4 separate regions of the Homo sapiens genome follow, and all the other regions are linked to region 1. A link is a contact called in ENCODE Hi-C or POLR2A ChIA-PET data. All regions are on one chromosome and are shown on one strand. Each heading gives the region's core, a stretch centred on a gene start or an enhancer-like site at or near the end of the contact. The rest is flanking DNA. Distances are from core to core; before and after follow the strand shown. Region 1 holds the start of GGCX (gamma-glutamyl carboxylase). Region 2 overlaps USP39 (ubiquitin specific peptidase 39). Region 3 overlaps USP39 (ubiquitin specific peptidase 39). Region 4 holds the start of SFTPB (surfactant protein B).

The links. A loop is a pair of places that touch in the nucleus more often than their neighbours do. ChIA-PET counts read pairs that join two places held with the same protein, here RNA polymerase II (POLR2A). Pooled maps may share reads with other maps.
Region 2: a loop to region 1 is called in a pooled map, with 2.5 times the contacts of the local background. The contact joins the enhancer-like site here to the promoter of GGCX in region 1. A Hi-C loop is called at or near these places in 1 of 168 maps with a recorded cell type or tissue (naive thymus-derived CD4-positive, alpha-beta T cell) and 10 of 50 pooled maps. POLR2A ChIA-PET finds 5 or more read pairs at or near these places in 9 of 52 experiments (B cell, CD4-positive, alpha-beta T cell, HepG2 and 5 more).
Region 3: a loop to region 1 is called in a pooled map, with 2.6 times the contacts of the local background. The contact joins the enhancer-like site here to the promoter of GGCX in region 1. A Hi-C loop is called at or near these places in 22 of 168 maps with a recorded cell type or tissue (B cell, CD4-positive, alpha-beta T cell, CD4-positive, alpha-beta memory T cell and 10 more), 23 of 37 single-sample maps with no recorded cell type and 29 of 50 pooled maps. POLR2A ChIA-PET finds 5 or more read pairs at or near these places in 40 of 52 experiments (AG04450, BJ, CD4-positive, alpha-beta T cell and 31 more).
Region 4: a pooled map shows a loop between it and region 1 (2.2-fold over the local background). The contact joins the promoter of SFTPB here to the promoter of GGCX in region 1. A Hi-C loop is called at or near these places in 3 of 50 pooled maps.

What each region holds. Positions count from the first base shown.
Region 1 is chr2:85,560,116-85,562,850 of GRCh38, reverse strand. GGCX (gamma-glutamyl carboxylase) reads left to right here and starts at 1,358. Exons shown (of 15, transcript NM_000821.7): 1 at 1,358-1,465; 2 at 1,866-2,036. The coding sequence starts at 1,423. RefSeq lists an enhancer at 1,155-1,384.
Region 2 is chr2:85,646,887-85,649,586 of GRCh38, reverse strand. It overlaps USP39 (ubiquitin specific peptidase 39), which reads right to left. Exons shown (of 13, transcript NM_006590.4): 12 at 1,571-1,657; 13 at 304-826. The coding sequence ends at 779. Among named protein-coding and RNA genes, the nearest start is that of SFTPB, 20 kb to the left of the region's middle. Within about 2 kb of position 1,311, at least 7 of the 41 ENCODE cell types and tissues checked have a DNase peak (open chromatin) inside an H3K27ac peak, as active enhancers do; they include B cell and PC-9, where a contact is called at or near this core.
Region 3 is chr2:85,627,419-85,630,125 of GRCh38, reverse strand. The region is part of intron 5 of USP39 (ubiquitin specific peptidase 39); the gene reads right to left. Among named protein-coding and RNA genes, the nearest start is that of USP39, 13 kb to the right of the region's middle. Within about 2 kb of position 1,310, at least 2 of the 41 ENCODE cell types and tissues checked have a DNase peak (open chromatin) inside an H3K27ac peak, as active enhancers do; they include B cell and GM12878, where a contact is called at or near this core.
Region 4 is chr2:85,666,937-85,669,636 of GRCh38, reverse strand. SFTPB (surfactant protein B) reads left to right here and starts at 1,438. Exons shown (of 11, transcript NM_000542.5): 1 at 1,438-1,520; 2 at 1,831-1,958; 3 at 2,460-2,531. The coding sequence starts at 1,454.

The sequences.
Region 1 (2,735 bases), core at 109-2,608:
AAGCTTTTAGGGTCTTCTATAATTTCTAACACTGTAAATGGTTCCCAAGACCCAACTGTTTGAGAACCGCTTCTCTGGGATGCCTTCTTCTTTTCCTGCTGGCTAATCCCAGTGGAGAGATTTAGGTATTTAATTCTGCTCCAGACTCACCTCTGAGAACCTTCCCTGATGGGCCACACTCTACTCACTGCCCTTGCTCTGTATCCCCTCTTCAGTTATGTTGTTCCTGTTTCCCTGGCTGCTTTTAATTTTCTTTCTTTCTTTTCTTCCCGCCTTTTCTTTTCTTTCTCTTTCTTTTTCGTTTTTTGTTTTTTGAGACGGAGTCTCACTCTGTCGCCCAGGCTGGAGTGCAGTAGCGCGATCTTGGCTCACTGCAACCTCCGCCTCCTAGGTTCAAGCGATTCTCCTGCCTCAGCCTCCCGAGTAGCTGGGATTACAGGCGCACGCCACCATGCCCGGATTATTTTTGTATTTTTAGTACAGACGGGGTTTCACCATGTTGGCCAGGCTGGTCTTTAACTCCTGACTTCAAGTGATCCGCCCGCCTTGGCCTCTCAAAGTGCTGGGATTACAGGCTTGCTGCCGCACCCGGCTTGTTTTTTTTTTTTTTTTTTTTTGAGACGGGGTCTCACTGTGTCCCCCAGGCTGGAGTGCAGTGGTGCGATCACAGCTCCCTGCAGCCTCGAACTACTGGGCTCAAGCGAACCTCCCACCTCAGCCTCCCGAGTAGCTGAAACCACAGGAGCGCGCCACGACACACAGCTAACTTTTTTTTTAGTGTTTTTTCTTTTTTTGTTGTTGCCTTTTTTTTTTTTCTTTATCGATCCTCCCGCATTGGCCTTCCAAACTGTTGGGATTACAAGCGAGAGCAGTGCCCGGCCCCTACTGCTTTGAAACCTCGGTTCTTTGCAGGTCCTGGAAAAGAAAGTGAAGGGGTCGTGCAATGGCTCAAAACCCAGGCAACATTTCCAGGCGCGTCCTCAACTCGGCGTCACTCTGACAAAAAGTTTGCCCTTTGCGCCCGATCCCTCACACCAGAGAGCACCGCAGGGACGCAGGGACGGAGAGGACTAATGGGGTCGGGGAGGACCCAAGGAAGTTGGGGAACTCAGACTCTTTTCAGTGTTTAAAAAGCAGAGGCCCCCTCGGAAGGCATAACAGGCGAGTCTAACAATGCCCCTGGAGATCAACGGCACTAAGGGGTACCTTTGCCCCGCTCCAAGGCTCCTTGTTCCGCCCCCTGCCGCCAAGCAAGGAATCCGGCGCCGCCGGTCGTGGGTAGTATTTACGACAGTGCTGGCGCTTTGCGGCCGGCCGCACAGCCGCTGACGCGTCGGGAGGCGGAGCCTAGGGAAGCAAATTCTCCTGGCGGCCTCCGTTCAGACGCGGCAGCTGTGACCCACCTGCCTCCTCCGCAGAGCAATGGCGGTGTCTGCCGGGTCCGCGCGGACCTCGCCCAGCTCAGGTAGGCTTAGGACCCCGCCCTCCGGCGGAGAGTTCCTAGGAGCGCTGGTCTCAGAGGGGCGGGGGCGGGAGGACGCCCAGTGTCTCCCGGTGAGGCGGGGGGGGGGTCCTCTGTGGGGAAGGGGGCGTGCTGTGAGACATTTGCAGCCTGCGGCTTCTGAATGATGATGACATTCGGGAACACTGCGGTTAGGGGACTGTAGTCTGAGGGGTTCTGGGACATTAGGGGATCGTGGAGAGGGGGCTGCACTGCAGGGATGTTTCCTATAGTCAGATCATTGAGGCAACCTCATTGAGCCGACCCGGGTGGGCGGAAGCTCTGAGCTGTTGGTGCAGTGATTTCTTTGATTTGAGGTGGAGCCCACCCCCGCACACATATTTTCTCCATTTATTGATTGCAGATAAAGTACAGAAAGACAAGGCTGAACTGATCTCAGGGCCCAGGCAGGACAGCCGAATAGGGAAACTCTTGGGTTTTGAGTGGACAGATTTGTCCAGTTGGCGGAGGCTGGTGACCCTGCTGAATCGACCAACGGACCCTGCAAGCTTAGCTGTCTTTCGTTTTCTTTTTGGTGAGTCCAGTTTATGGGTGGGAGCAATTTGGTTGAGAGTGGAGAATGACAATCTCTATTTTTTGGTTGCAAGTAGACTTAGCTCCCTTTTCCTCAGAGCTGAAGACATTGGTATAAAAGAAGAGGTCTTTGCGAAGTTTAGGATTAAACCTGCTTTGTCTCCTACAGTTAGGATTTACTTGGTGGCCAGAAATGCTTTTTTTTTTTTCCTTAGACGGACTTTCGCTCTTGTTGCCCAAGCTGGAGTGCAATGGCGCTATCTCGGCTCACTGTAACCTCCGCCACCCGGGTTAAAGCGATTCTCCTCCCTCAGTCTCCCGAGTAGCTGGGATTACAGGCGCCCACCACCACACCCGGCTAATTTTTTATTTTTTTTGTATGTGTGTTTTTAGTAGAGACGGGGTTTCACCATGTTGGCCAGGCTGGTCTCAAACTCCTGACCTCAGGTGATCCGCCTGCCTCGGCCTCCCAAAGTGCTGGGATTACAGGTGTGAGCCACCGTACCCAGCTAGAAATGCTATATGATATGTAGAGGCGAGGCAGCAGTGACCCATTTTGCTTGTGGCATGAAGTTGCCCAGAAGACTCAGAGAAACAGAGCAGGGGGCCACAGGGACCATACCTTTTGGCTGTGACTCCCTAATCAAGAGCTTCTTAACTGAGGCCGCAGCATGGTGTGCTTGGAATGGTTTACAGATGT
Region 2 (2,700 bases), core at 62-2,561, 87 kb before region 1:
GTAGTGAGAAGCGCTTCCTATTTCCTTTTTTTCCTCTTCCCTTACTCATTCCTGCACTGCAGCTGGAAACTGCCCACCTCTGGCCCTCTAGTTAAGCACAATAATAATGTATCCCCTTGACTCAGGTATTTTTTTACTTAGAAACAAATGCATCCTAACTGACACACCACCCACAAGCTGACAGGAAAGGGCGAGCGTGATGTGCACCAGATGTCAGACTGTAGGGTAGAGAGTTTGTGAAGATTAAAAAGGAAAATATTTTCCTCAGCCAACCACCAAAGGAAAAGATATAAAACAAGAGGCTGGTTTAAAAACAGGAGACTATTTAATCCATCTAAAAATACAAATCAGGAAATGGGGGGAACCATAGGAAAATCCTCCACCTCTAACAGAGCGAAGTTACTGGCTTTCTGCTTGCTCCAAGAATCCCAAGGCTTGATGTTTGGAAGGAATTATCTGTTCTTCAACTACTCCCAGATACTCAAGACATAAGTTACACACATCTGGAGAAGGGTTCTGCCCTGCTGAAGCTAGATGGGAGCTCAATGCATGGGAGAAAGGAGCATCAATCTAGAAAAAAATGATCAAAGAACAGCTGAGTGACAGTGTGGGGCCATCCCAGGCAAGTGGGCTCTTGGTGCTCTGGTGTAGCCAGAACCCATACAAGCTGGGCTGGCCTAGGAAGCCCACCAGCCAGCCTGTGTTCAGCTACAGCTTCTGTGTTCTTATTTACCATCATCAGCCACAGCCCTTGGGAGCAAAGCCCTAGACGCCTCCTTCAAGCCCCCTGCTGGTTGGTTTCATCATTATCTCGCCTCTTCCAAATCTGTAAGAAATGAAAACACAAACTGAAGTCTAGGAGGCATTCAGTCAACAGACACTTATCAAATACCTATTCTGTGCCAGGCCATGGACAACTTGTCACCCCATTTACAAATCTGCTATACCCCATTTGGAAATCTGCTACAGTGGCTACAGCCACTGAGGAGAAAAAAGTTATCTCTAGAAGGAGAGGTATCACTTTCTTCTTACAAAGCTATGGCTTTTGTCTCAATCTTCCTTCTTTTGCCAGGTACTAGGGCAGTTACATAAAGAGAAGACAGAGATGCTCTGTGCTCCATGGGTCAATCCAATGGAGAGGACAGACAGGCAAAGCGATATGGCCGGCACTAAAACAAACGTCAAGTAGAAAGCGCTGTGGGGTCACAAAGCTGCCTGGGGCTCTGGGGAGCACTTCGTGGTCGACTTCTAGCCAGCCTCCCTGATGAGTCTAGGTTCTTCCTCCTCGAAACCAGACCGCACACTTCTGCAAAACTAACCTGGCCATAATCGCAACTTTCTTTGCTCACTCATACATTTTCTACACTTCCTTATACTTCTTTTCTGAAAATCTCTGCTTGACTTTCAGGGCCATACATTCTGCCCCCAACTCACTACTAAGTACTTCCCAATAGGTACCTGGCCCTCCAACCAAGGTCCTAACTCTATCCCTCTTCCTGCCTTGGCCCACTCCTCTCACTGGCCCCATACGCCACCTATTTGTGGCTCACTAAGCCTGTGGCCAACCCACCTGAATGTAAGCCTCTGACAGTGTGATCATCTGGGGAAGGATGTCAGTCACCTGGAGGTCTTGTAATTCATACCATTTGCCTGTCCCCTGCAGAAAGTATGAAGAGCTGGGTTAGTCTGCTCTCTAAAACCAAAAGGGTGTAGAAGGAAAGGATCATAGCCAAGACTAGAAAAATTAGAAGAACAGCCACTAGACATCATCCAGCAACAGTCATAAAGAAGAGGGTACATGACTTCTTCTGGCCATGATTCAATTAATAGGACTTTTGGTGTGTCAATCATGGCAAACTCAATTCCTGTTGGGAATTTTTTTAAAGCACTGTTTTTTGTTTGTTGTTTTTTTGTTTTTTTTTTTTTTTGAGACAGGGTCTCACTCTGTCACCCAGGCTGGACTACAGTGGTGTAATCACAGCTCACTGCAGCCTTGACCCTCTGGATTCAAGCGATCCTCCCCTCAGCCTCCCAGGTAGCTGGAACTACAGGTGTGTGCCACTAAAACTGGCTAATTTTTTTTTTAATAGCAATGGGGTCCCACTGTGTTGCCCAGGCTAACTCCTGGTCTCAAAAGATCCTCCCGCCTCAGCCTCCTAAAGTGCTAGGATTATGGGTATGAGCCACTGCGCCTGGCCCCTTGAAGTACAATGGAGTCTGAAACACTTCTGTACATCTTTTTAAAAGGAATTTAGTGGACACTAAAGATGAGAAAAGAGGAAGCCATCTAATCATCACCTATGATGTCTCCTTCCTGCTCAGAAATGACAGACTAGACATTCTCACTTATGAGGTACACAGTGTCAACCACTGAGAGAACCTAAATATGGACATTCCTGGCTGGGCACAGGGGCTTACGCCTGTAATCCCAGCATTTTGGGAGGCCGAGGTGGGCAGATCACTTGAGGTAAGGAGTTTGAGACCAGCCTGGCCAACACAGTAAAACCCCGTCTCTACCAAAAATACAAAAATTAGCCAGGCCTGGTGGCAGGTGCCTGTAGGTCCCAGCTACTTGGGAGGCTGAGGCAGGAGAATCACTTGAACCCAGGAGGTGGAGGTTGCAGTGAGCCAAGATCATGCCACTGCATTCCATCCTGGGTGATAGGGTGAGACTCTGTCTTAAAAAAAAAAAAAAAAAAA
Region 3 (2,707 bases), core at 61-2,560, 67 kb before region 1:
AGTGTGGGGGGTGGTGAGGGATAAAAGACTACACACTGGGTACAGTATACACTGCTTGGGTGATGGGTGACCAAAATCTCAGAAATCACCACTAAAGAACTTATTCATGTAACCAAAAACCACCTGTTCCCCAAAAACCTACTGAAATTTTTTTTTTATTTTTGGAGACCGAGTCTTGCTCCATCCCCCAGGCTGGAGTGCAGTGGCACGATCTTGGCTCACTGCAACCTCTGCCTCCAGGGTTCAAGCAATTCTCATGCCTAAGCCACCATGCCCAGCCAAAATTTTTTTTAAAAAGTAAATATACTCTGTTATGACGGAAAATGGTCGGCCAGGCGAGGTGGCTCATGCCTGTAATCCCAGCACTTTGGGAGGCCAAGGTGGGAGGATCACCTGAGGTCAGGAGTTCAAGACCAGCCTGGCCAACATGGTGAAACCCCGTCTCTACTAAAAATACAAAAATTAGCAGGGCATGGTGGCACGCGCCTGTAATCCCAGCTACTCAGGAGGCTGAGGCAGAAGAATCACTTGAACCCGGGAGGCGGAGGTTGCAGTGAGCCAAGATGGCACCACTGCACTCCAGCCTAGACAACAAGAGCAAAACTCCGTCTCAAAAAAAAAAAAAAGAGAAAGAGAAAATGGTCAAAAGGTTTAGGACAATAAAAACAAATTGTATCTCATTAAGCAGAAAGATAAAAACTAGCCGTATTAATTTCAGGAAGAAACACAGGCTCATCAGCCTGAGCTACAAAACTGGGAGGAGGGGTCTAGGCGCGATGGTTCACGTCTATAATCCCAGCACTTTGGGAGGCCAAGGTGGGCGGATCACTTGAGGTCAGGAGTCCAAGACCTGCCAGGCCAACATGGTGAAACCGTCTCTACTAAAAATACAAAATTAGCTGGGTGTGGTGGTGAGTGCCTGTAATTCCAGCTTCTCGGGAGGCTGAGGCAGGAGAATCACTTAGACCCGGGAGGCAGAGGTTGCAGCGAGCCAAGATCGCGCCATTGCACTCCAGCCTAGGCAAAAAGAGCAAAATTCCATCTCAAAAAAACAAAACAAAACGAAACTGGGAGGAAGAGGACCAAAGACACCCTAAATAAAAATGCAGTATCCCCACAGGTCCTTCCCGACCAGCACTGTGCTTACCATGAACACATTTCTTTCTTAAACAAGGTCATCCATTCAGGGAGTCAGCTAGAAGGGTTTCTGCTAAATGTAATAACCCAGGCACCTCTAAGGAAGACAACTCAGAACACAGAGAGCACTTTAACCACAGAGGGGATTAGGAAAGCCCCGACAAGCTAAGCTCAGCTAAAGAAACAAGGACTTCCTGTTTGTAGAATAATTACTAAAAAGAGAGATTTACTCTCAAAACAAGAGGATGGACAAAGTTTATCCTAATTCTCAGTTGTCTATCTTGTGGAGAAAAGGTTGCACTCTGGCCTCAGCAACAATATAAATAATATTGGTCATCCTCAGAGAAGAATTATCCACCCTCCAGATGGATGATCTGGTCCAGTCAACCCTATTTTAGTGGAAACATCATCACACAGGGTTTGTTAATCCATTTATTTTTATAAAGAGAACTTCCTATGCGATCTAAAATTCATCAGAAAGCCAAGACTAACAGCTCTGACCAAATCCAAATTCTATCTGTCCATCCTATAATGGTTTTCACTCGGCAGGGCGCGGTGGCTCACACCTGTAATCCCAGTACTTTGGGAGGCCGAGGCGAGCAGATCACGAAGTCAGGAGATCGAGACCATCCTGGCTAACACAATGAAACCCCGTCTCTACTAAAAATACAAAAAATTAGCTAGGCATGGTGGCACGCACCTGTAGTCCCAGCTACTCGGGAGGCTGAGGCAGGAGAATCGCTTGAACCTGGGAGGCAGAGGTTGCAGTGAGCTGAGATTGTGACACTGCATTCCAGCCTGGGTGACAGAGCGAGACTCCATCTCAAAAAAAAATCAGTTTTCACGCAGCCATGAGAGGATTTAAGAGGAACGATCTGATGAAAAGTCTCTCTACTTAAGAATTTGACCTTTCCAGAGACTAGGCATGACACCAAGAGCAGACACTGAATGTAAAAAATATGCCTTTACAGTTTTTTGTCCAATTCTTCATGGCAAAAATATCACTTAAAAAATTTAAAGGCCAAATAAGAACTAGCAGAAAACATGTGCAACATATGCAACAGAAAAGGGAAGAACTTTATCATATATTTCTTAAAGCTCAGTAAGACGAACCAATAGGAAAGGAGTCTGTAAGGCCCAATAACTCAAGAAAAAAATACAAATAATTAACTTTAGAAGTGATCCAAGGCTAGGTGCAGTGGCTCACACCTGTAATGCCTGCACTTTTCAAAGTCCTCAAACTTCTCCAACAGCCTCGAACTCCTGGGCTGAAGGGATCCTCCCACCTCAGCCTCCCAAACAGCTAGGACCACAGGCATGCATGCACCACTGTGCCCAGCTAATTTTTTTTTTTTTTTTTAAATAGAGACAGGGTCTCGCTATGTTGCCAGGCTGATTTCAAACTACTGGCCTCAAGGGACCCTGCCACCTTGGCCTCCCAAAGTGCTGGGATTAGAGGCATGAGCCACCATGCCCAGCCCCTTACAATTTATACATGTTTTCCCCAATAAGCCTGTGTTTATGATTTTTTAATCATTTTCTTGGTGAAGTAGGATTATTGTTTTCTTAT
Region 4 (2,700 bases), core at 189-2,688, 110 kb before region 1:
ACAGAAACTACATAAATCCTTGGGTAACCTTGAGTGTGGCATTAGCCACCTTGTATCTAATTCTTTTTTTTTTTTTTTTTTTGAGACAGAGTGTTACCTGGCCAACATGGTGTCAGGAGACTGCCCATCCCAGGGACCAGGAGCCAGGACACCCTCAGCTCAGTCACATGTTTAATGGCCACATGTTTAATGGCCTCACACTCCCATTCCAGAGTGCAGCGGTGCAATCATGGCTCACTGCAGCCGCGACCTGGTGGGCTCAAGCGATCCTCCTGCCCCAGCTTTCTGAGTAGCTGGGACCAGAGACATGCACCACCACACAAGGTTAATTTTTTAATTTTTTTGTAGTTATGGAGTCTTACTATATTGGCCAGGCTGGTCTCAAACTCCAGGGCTCAAAGGATCCTCCCTCCTCGGCCTCCCAAAGTGCCAGGATTACAGGAGTGAGCCACCACACCCAGCCCCATCTCTTTTCATCATGGTACTAATTCCTGCCCGTCCACCCACAAAAGCACTGTAGTGCTTCCCGAGTATAGAGGCCTGTGAGCCTCCACTAGGGAGAGGGCTCCTGCAGAGATCAGATAAATTGATCACAATGGCTGGGGTGGTGGCAATGTGCTAATGCTCTCTTTCTTCCACTCAAGATATCCTCTGTCTCCCTCAGCCTGTGAGCTTTTTCTCCAGTGTGCTCTGCCAGTGGGGGCCCTGCCTGAGAGCCCCTGCAGCTGCAGAGGACAGTTTCTTTCTGCTGAACCATCGCAGCTATGCCCCAGCCCCTACCCTGGAGGGGTCCCCAGGGGCCATGGGCAGCACCTCCTGTATAGGGCTGTCTGGGAGCCACTCCAGGGCCACAGAAATCTTGTCTCTGACTCAGGGTATTTTGTTTTCTGTTTTGTGTAAATGCTCTTCTGACTAATGCAAACCATGTGTCCATAGAACCAGAAGATTTTTCCAGGGGAAAAGGTAAGGAGGTGGTGAGAGTGTCCTGGGTCTGCCCTTCCAGGGCTTGCCCTGGGTTAAGAGCCAGGCAGGAAGCTCTCAAGAGCATTGCTCAAGAGTAGAGGGGGCCTGGGAGGCCCAGGGAGGGGATGGGAGGGGAACACCCAGGCTGCCCCCAACCAGATGCCCTCCACCCTCCTCAACCTCCCTCCCACGGCCTGGAGAGGTGGGACCAGGTATGGAGGCTTGAGAGCCCCTGGTTGGAGGAAGCCACAAGTCCAGGAACATGGGAGTCTGGGCAGGGGGCAAAGGAGGCAGGAACAGGCCATCAGCCAGGACAGGTGGTAAGGCAGGCAGGAGTGTTCCTGCTGGGAAAAGGTGGGATCAAGCACCTGGAGGGCTCTTCAGAGCAAAGACAAACACTGAGGTCGCTGCCACTCCTACAGAGCCCCCACGCCCCGCCCAGCTATAAGGGGCCATGCACCAAGCAGGGTACCCAGGCTGCAGAGGTGCCATGGCTGAGTCACACCTGCTGCAGTGGCTGCTGCTGCTGCTGCCCACGCTCTGTGGCCCAGGCACTGGTGAGTCTCCCCCAGCCTCCCCTCTCCTAGGCAGCTCCACCACTCACTGAGCACTGCTTTGTGCTAGGCATTAACCCAAGTCTGTCCTCATTTTAAAGACAAGGCAGCTGGGGTTCAGAGAGGGTTCAGAGCTTATCCAAGGTCACACAGCTGGCGGGTCCAGGAGCAGGTGGAACCCAGAGCTGTCTGACGTCCACATGTTTAATGGCCTCACACTCCCAGCAAAACTGGGTCTAGAGGGTGGGTGAAATCATGATGCCAGGTGTGTAGCCTGGATCCTGATTAAGGTTGCTCTGGCCCCAAACCACAGCTGCCTGGACCACCTCATCCTTGGCCTGTGCCCAGGGCCCTGAGTTCTGGTGCCAAAGCCTGGAGCAAGCATTGCAGTGCAGAGCCCTAGGGCATTGCCTACAGGAAGTCTGGGGACATGTGGGAGCCGTGAGTACCACCAAGGATGCATGGCAACTGGGGGTCTGAAATGAAGGGTGCTGGGTGGGCTCTGGATGGGCAGGAGGAGAGTGGAGCCCCCATAGGGGATGGATGAGATGAAATGGGATGAGATGAAATGAGATAGGATAAAATGGAATGGGATGGATGCGATGGGATACGATGACATAGAATAGATGGAGTCGGATGAATGGGATGGGATGGGATGGATGGGAGGGGAAGGGATAGGATAGGATGACATAGAATAAAGATGGATGGGATGGGATGGGATGGGATGGGATGACACAGAATAAAGATGGATGGATTGGGATGGATGAATAGAAGAGATGGATGGGATAAATTGATATGGATGAGATGGGACAAGTTGGGCTGGTGGGCAGCTGCATGTGCCTTGGAGTGCTCTGTTGGCCTCTTCCTAAGAGAACCTCCCCATTGGAGCTGGGAGCCTCCCCCACTCATGTGTCCTCCACCTTGGGGCCCCTCCCTCCCCAGGATGACCTATGCCAAGAGTGTGAGGACATCGTCCACATCCTTAACAAGATGGCCAAGGAGGCCATTTTCCAGGTAATGATGCCCAGATCCTGGATGAAGGTTGGGGCCCAAGAGATGAGGGACAGAGCAGGGAAGAGCTGAGCCCCCTAAAGGGGCCATTTCCAGGCTGAGGAGGAGGCCTGGGTGCCTGGGAAGTCCCAGCTCCTCCTGGCTGGGAGCAGGTCATGGCCCTGAGCTCAAT